2 separate regions of the Mus musculus genome follow, and region 2 is linked to region 1. A link is a contact called in ENCODE Hi-C data. All regions are on one chromosome and are shown on one strand. Each heading gives the region's core, a stretch centred on a gene start or an enhancer-like site at or near the end of the contact. The rest is flanking DNA. Distances are from core to core; before and after follow the strand shown. Region 1 has its middle 42 kb from the start of Tnfsf18. Region 2 holds the start of Tnfsf18 (tumor necrosis factor (ligand) superfamily, member 18).

Evidence for each region. Hi-C counts contacts between places; a loop is a spot of excess contacts on that map.
Region 2: a map of left cerebral cortex shows a loop between it and region 1 (2.4-fold over the local background). The contact joins the promoter of Tnfsf18 here to the enhancer-like site in region 1. A Hi-C loop is called at or near these places in 3 of 37 maps with a recorded cell type or tissue (heart and left cerebral cortex).

What each region holds. Positions count from the first base shown.
Region 1 is chr1:161,450,974-161,454,275 of GRCm38, forward strand. No RefSeq gene overlaps it. Among named protein-coding and RNA genes, the nearest start is that of Tnfsf18, 42 kb to the right of the region's middle. Within about 2 kb of position 1,849, at least 1 of the 3 ENCODE cell types and tissues checked has a DNase peak (open chromatin) inside an H3K27ac peak, as active enhancers do; it is left cerebral cortex, where a contact is called at or near this core.
Region 2 is chr1:161,492,854-161,496,155 of GRCm38, forward strand. Tnfsf18 (tumor necrosis factor (ligand) superfamily, member 18) reads left to right here and starts at 1,804. Exons shown (of 3, transcript NM_183391.3): 1 at 1,804-1,994. The coding sequence starts at 1,860.

The DNA of each region.
Region 1 (3,302 bases), core at 599-3,098:
GTATGTTGACAGAAAGACTACCACGTACACCCTTCCCATCAGTGAGGATACACGCAACAAAATAGAGCATGCATGAGAAACATCACAGCAGTACAGGTGATATGTGTGTGGCCAATAAAGGAGCAGGCATCACACTCATGGCAGGGGTAAGGATTAGAGTTGTAACTTCTTTGGTTTCTGCCTGTTTCCATGCTTGGGAGTATTCACTTTCTCAATTTATCTCTGCTTCTACAATTATCCAGTTGCCATAAAGAACTGGTCTAATTCTTTATGTTGCAATATAAGAAAGTGGAAATCTCACCACAGTCCCTTTGAACTCAGATCCATGACTATAACATTAAGATGGCAGCTTGGACTCTCATAGACTCTATGGAGTAAATGTGTATAAAGGATAGGGAGTTTTGTGTCACATTTCCTGGGATTTGGAGGTAATTTTTATAAGCAGGGTTTCTGGGTCGCTTGGATAGTGCAGGCTTTGTCACGTACTCTCTGTTTCCTGTAGTTTCCCATGTCTCATTCACATTTTAAATCACTATGGGAATGATCTTTTGCCTTTTAGGATTATAATGAGTCAAAGAGTCACCTTTAGACATCTCAGTGCCTCTGCACCTGCACCGCTGACGTCAGCTAGCTATAGTCACCTTGGGGGCAGTGATTTATCCATCCATTTTCTTTGCCAAGATGTTTTTCATCAAGTACTAATTCCTTTAGACCTTCTGGACTTTACTCCAATAATTCGAATTTGAAAAATAAGTTTGGAATATTTGGTGGGAAAAAGAAATGCAGGTTGTTACACAGTTTTTCTTCTGCAAACTCTCCCTTAAGGTGCAAGTGCAGGCTAACTATGTTTGGAATGCAAGAAAGAATCTCAGGAATCAAGTGAGAACACACTGATTATCAGCCAATCATCCCTTTTAGGCTTCAAGATTGAGCAAACTTGTGGAGTTTAAGGTTGGGGTGTGGAATGTTCTACTTGAGAAATTTCCCATTCATTGTTGTTAGCACAGGCCAGTACCTGGGAAGCTACTTGGGAAAAAAAAAACGCACTGGGGTGTGTTCTGTGTTGATGACTTGTTCTCTTTCATTCACAAGAACTTGGCTGAGCTCTCACCACATCTAGGCAGTGGCTAGTCAGTCTGTAAAAATATGTAAACAGAAGCAGGAAGCTAAAGAAGTAGACTGCAGCAGAGAGAAGATTAACTATTGTAAAGAAGGGAAAGCCAACGAGAAAGGGGTCATGTAGAGAAGACAGCTGGGCCTCTGCATCTGAATCATAGGATGTTAATCACTAAAGTCCTCAAACTGGGAGATTTCTTAATATGAATGTATACCAGAATCAAGGCCAAGCTAGTTTGGGGAAAATCAAAATCCAGATTCAAATTTCCATGGTATGCCTCTTAAATATGTTGGGTTGTTCTTTCCCAAAGTGTGCTTTTGTGAACTCCTCCACTTGCTTACATAAGAAGAAATGTAACCATCCTGGCAGGAGTGAAACTATTCTAAAATGAGATATTCTTAATCTTCCCTTTGGCTACCAGACTATTGAAATTATAGTTCCCAAAGAATGGGAATTTCCCCCAGAGATCTTACACTGAGAGAAGAGGCAGGATGAAGCCTGGTGCTAGCCAGAGAAGGAACTTGTCTCCCAGGAAGAGATTCACACAGTACGGACAATTTGTGAGACCACCTGCAGGAGAGACAGGAACACAGACGGACTTGCTAATGGTGGCTTGGCTATAACCTAGAGCAGGACTGCTTAGTTATTTATGGAAACCTCTTGCCTTCTATTTAAGCCTAAAACTCTTGTCTAGACCCCAGAGGTACACTTGAGTCTCTTATGGACAGGTAGGAGGGAGAGAGAGGAGAGGAGGCATCACATTAGCATATGAATGAAGCTAGTTCTCAGAAGTTCTGGAAACTCTCTCCACCAGGGAAAAGCCCACAGTCTTCGAACTCAGGAGAAGGAAGGCAACATGAATAATACCAAAAATGGGTCATGACTCTTATGAATCCATGCACCTCCCCGCACCCCACCTCTGTCTTGCTGGCCTACTACCACCCTTGAAAGTGCTCTCCTATCTGTCTCCATTTCTGCCTTTCTCTTATCTGTCCTGGGTTCTGTTCTTTCTCCCAGAAGCAGAGAATCTTGAAATCGCAGCAGGTGCTCTCATAACTTCGAGCCACACCTGTGAAACGGACCCTCTTTATCTGTTCCTCTTGCAAATGTGATAATACTGAATAACTCTCCTTTCTCGGCTTCTCACAATTATTTTTTTCTAATTGACCTGCTAAGGGTTCAGGCTCTGACCCAGGTCCCATAACAGACACCCCCACCCCCTGCACCCCTCAGGACACAGAGTCAGTTAAGGATAATGGGGAAGATTCGAAACACTAGGATTGGTAAATACTCTTCTAATTAGGCACTTTTGGGGCTCAGAAAACCACACTGCATTTTGTACTTTGACACTGAACTGTAAGGGCTCTCTGATCTCCTCCTCTTCAGCTGTTAAGTTTTTCCTCTGTCCCTCGAAGTACAGGGAGGAATTTTCTCTGTAATTCCTCTATCTGTCTAAAACAGAAATTAATTGTCATGTATTCGTCCCCTAGAACTTTACCAACTAGAGTTGACTGTTTCAATGGTTAGGCAACAGCATCATCAGACTATTTATTGTCCATTTTCATGATGGAGTTTCTGAGAAAGCTCTTGTGATGTTCAAGACCCTTTATCTTCATAAAGCTATCCCCTCCCACTACAAATTTGAGTGTTCCTATAAATTTTTGCCATTTCCTCTTAAAAAAAACCCTCTAAATTCCTATTCTTTTAAAAATTGCATATGTCTATATGTGAATATGTGTATGGGTACTCACCATGCCAGAGGATGTCACAGGATCACCTGGAGCTAGAGTTACAAGTGGTTGTCAGCCACTTGACCTAAGACCTAATGACTGAACTCTAGTCTTTTTAAGAACATTAAGCACTGTTAAACCATTGAGCGATCTTTCTATGCCCAAAGTCCCTATTGTTTTCCGTAGTCTTAGATGCTTAAAATTCTCAAACATATGATTCTTCCTTGATTCTGTTATTTTGCAGCATAGTATTCATATGCATTGTGGTGGTTTGAGTAAGAATGGCCCCTGTAAGCTCATATTTGAATGCTTAGTTACCAGGAATTGGCACTATTTGAAAGGATTAAAAGGATTAGGAGGTGTGGTCTTGTTGGAGGAAGTATGCTGTTGGGGCGGGATTTCGGGTTTCACAAGCCCACACCAGGCTCAATGCCTCTCTCAGCTACCTGGGGATT
Region 2 (3,302 bases), core at 554-3,053, 42 kb after region 1:
GAGGAAAAAGCTTATATTTGTGGGTGAAGGTCAGAGTATAAGCTGAGGTTGGGGACAAGGTACCGGAAATACCTTTTAAATGATAGGCCATTTAAAAGGGAAATAACTTTTATTTTATTTTATCCTATTTTATTGTATTAGATATTTTCTTTATTTACATTTTGAATGTTATCCCCTTTCCTGGTCTCCCTCCAAAAACCCCCTCTTCTTATCCCCTCCCCCTCTCCCTGCTCACCAACCCACTCCCACTCCCACTTTCTGGCCCTGGCATTCCCCTACACTGGGACATTGAGCCTTCACAGGACCAAGGCCTCTTCCTCCATTAATGACTGACTAGGCCATCCTCTGCTCCATATGTAGCTGGAGCTATGAGTCCCACCATGTGTACTCTTTGGATGGTGGTTTAGTCTCTGGGAGCTCTGGGGGTACTGGTTAATTCATATTGTTGTTCCTCCTGTGGAGCTGTAAACCCTTCAACTCCTTGGGTCCTTTCTCTAGCTCCTTCATTTGGGACCCTGGGCTCCTTCCAGTGGATGACTGTAAGCACCCACATCTGTATTTGTCAGGCACTGGCAGAGCTTCTCAGGAGACAGCTATACCAGGCTCCTAGCTGCAAGCACTCACAAACCACATGAAACTCAAAAAGTAAGACCAAAGTGTGGATGCTTCAATCCTTCCTAGAAGGGTGAACAAAATACCCATGGAAAGAGTTATACAAACAAGGTGTGGAACAGAGACTGAAGGAATGACCAGCCAGAGACTGCCCCACCTGGGGATCCATCCCATAGACAATCACCAAACCCAGACACTATTGCGGAAATAACTTTTTAAATGATAGTTTTATTTCTACTCAGTGTTAGAATTGGAATTTGGTTCCAACATGGTCCAAGTTTGAGAAAATTGACCATCATGTTATTTACTAATGTTTGCTAAATTCTAGTAATATATTTGCAGGTCTTTTTAAAAAATATATTTATTTTATATTTATACATTTTTGCCCACATATATGTATGTGTATCATGTGTGTCTGATCCCTTGAGGGTCAGAAGATGGAGTTGGATTCCCCGGCACTGGAGTAATAGGCAGTTGTTAAACACCACACTGTGGCTGGGAACTAGACTTCGATCCTTTGCAAGAGGAACGCATGCTCTTACTTGCCAAGCCATCTCTCCAGCCCCCAGCTGCAGCTTTATTTCAAGTCTATTTCAGAATAAACACATTTTGTAACTGGGAATTGTGTGTGTGTGTGTGTGTGTGTGTGTGTGTGTGATTATAGCTTTGATTTGATGTTTTAAAACTCCCACCTAGGTGCGATTGACAAAACTCGTGTATCTCTAAAATGGTACCTATGTGAAGTCTGCAGTGTGATGACTTCACGAGAACCGTGTTGTTTAAACCACGCATCCTCACTCTTCAGCTCCTCACCTCTCTGACTTACCCAGTCGTTATATCTGCAGTAGGACAAAACTTAGTTTTAGATTTTATTTAGTCTTATAAGTTGTTTTCTTACTTGGAAATAATTTGGAATGCATAGCGTCTTACAGCAGCCGAGGCTGGCTGTGCATGCACACAGTACTTCCTCTTGCTTGAGGAAAGACTTTTTTCCTTCTGAACTTCCCTTGTAGTGGCTTCTGTCCCCCCTCCCGTGTTTCTGTTGGCTCTAAGCCTTCTCATTCCTTTGTATGTTTGGCCTGGTGCCACGATGACAGCGAGTGCTTAGCAGTGTTCCAAAGGAAAACTCCACCTCCTACACCCACGGGGCTAATTACTATAAAACATGACATTGCATCGTTCATCCATCACTTGTGGGTATCTGCTTTCCCCAGTTCTCATTCCATCAGAGAACGAGTTCTAGCCTCATGGAGGAAATGCCTTTGAGAGAATCAAGTCCTCAAAGGGCAGAGAGGTGCAAGAAGTCATGGCTCTTGTGCATAGTGGCTCTGTTACTGATGTTGCTCTGTTCTTTGGGTACACTGATCTATACTTCACTCAAGGTAAGGTGGTCATAGAGTCTACAGCTGCTAATTATATCATATAAAGGTTATTTATTTGTTAGTCTGGTTATTATCACTGCCATTCAGCATTGCTAGAGGTAGTGGGAAGGAAGACATTTGACAGTACAAACAGTGTAAGCAATTTAAGCCTTGTAATGACATGGCTCTTCAAATGTGTTTTTATTCATCGAATGTTTTAAGACAAAAGACACTAGAAAATACTATATATTCTCTGTAGGTGTGAGCTAGATAGAACTACATGTTTAAACTGAGCCTTTAGGTGTCTGTGGAAGTTCTTTTGTCCTTCCTGGGACTCTACTAGAACCTTCTTGATTGGCAAAGAAAAGACCTGAACCATGGTACTAATCTTCGGGTAACCCCAGACAAGCTGTAGTCTCATTGGGGGAAGAGATACAAAACAGTAATGGGGGACAGTGACAGGAAGCAACTGCATGCTGAGGAAGGGCATGGTGTCAAAGTAGAAAAAAAGGAAATCCTGGGTTCCAGTTCTAGATTAGCCTCCCCATAACCAGCTGTGCAAATTTGAGTAAGTTGTATCGTTGTTCTGATTCTAGTTTTTAGGTCTGCAACATGGTGATAAGGGAATGGCTCTGTTTACTTGGCATCCTGCTAGCTGTAATTATAGCGCGCAGTAATTGACCTAGGAGAAGGATAAACCATATAGTTGTGGTTTATGAGGGGAATAACTTTGGGCTTGGGTGACCAGGGAAGGCTTCATGGAGGAGGGAGGAGCACATGTCTGTTTGGGAAGCCCCTGATGGTTATCAGGAATTTCCCATTGAACTCTAGTGTAAATTGTGGGTCTAGATGGGATATGAACTGGAAATGTATATCAATTAGGTTTTTCTAGAAGTGTTCTCTCATACAGAACAGCCAGGGCTGCAGAGAGAGAGAGAGAGAAAAAAAAACAGCAAAAACCAAACCAAAACAAACAGACAAAAAAAAAAAAAAACAACAAAACAAAACAAAACAAAAAAAACCAAAAAAAGCATTGACCAGAAAAGCCAGAAAGGAATCAAATATTAAATAAGACATTATATAATTCAAGGGTTGGCCTATTTATATTAAAATATACTAAATCTTGGGCAGAATTAAATGACGCATAGCTGTGTAAGAAAGGGTTGTGATGTGAGCCCAGGAACATTTTTCTAAAGAGACCAACCAGAGATGGTCTTAAAGGTATGGTTCTATATTGGCAAGATATTGAGAAAAGATGCAGGAGGAAGTAATGCACTGTTGATTCGAGGTTACTTAGTATGGTACTGGCTAAAGACTTACATAGGAGCC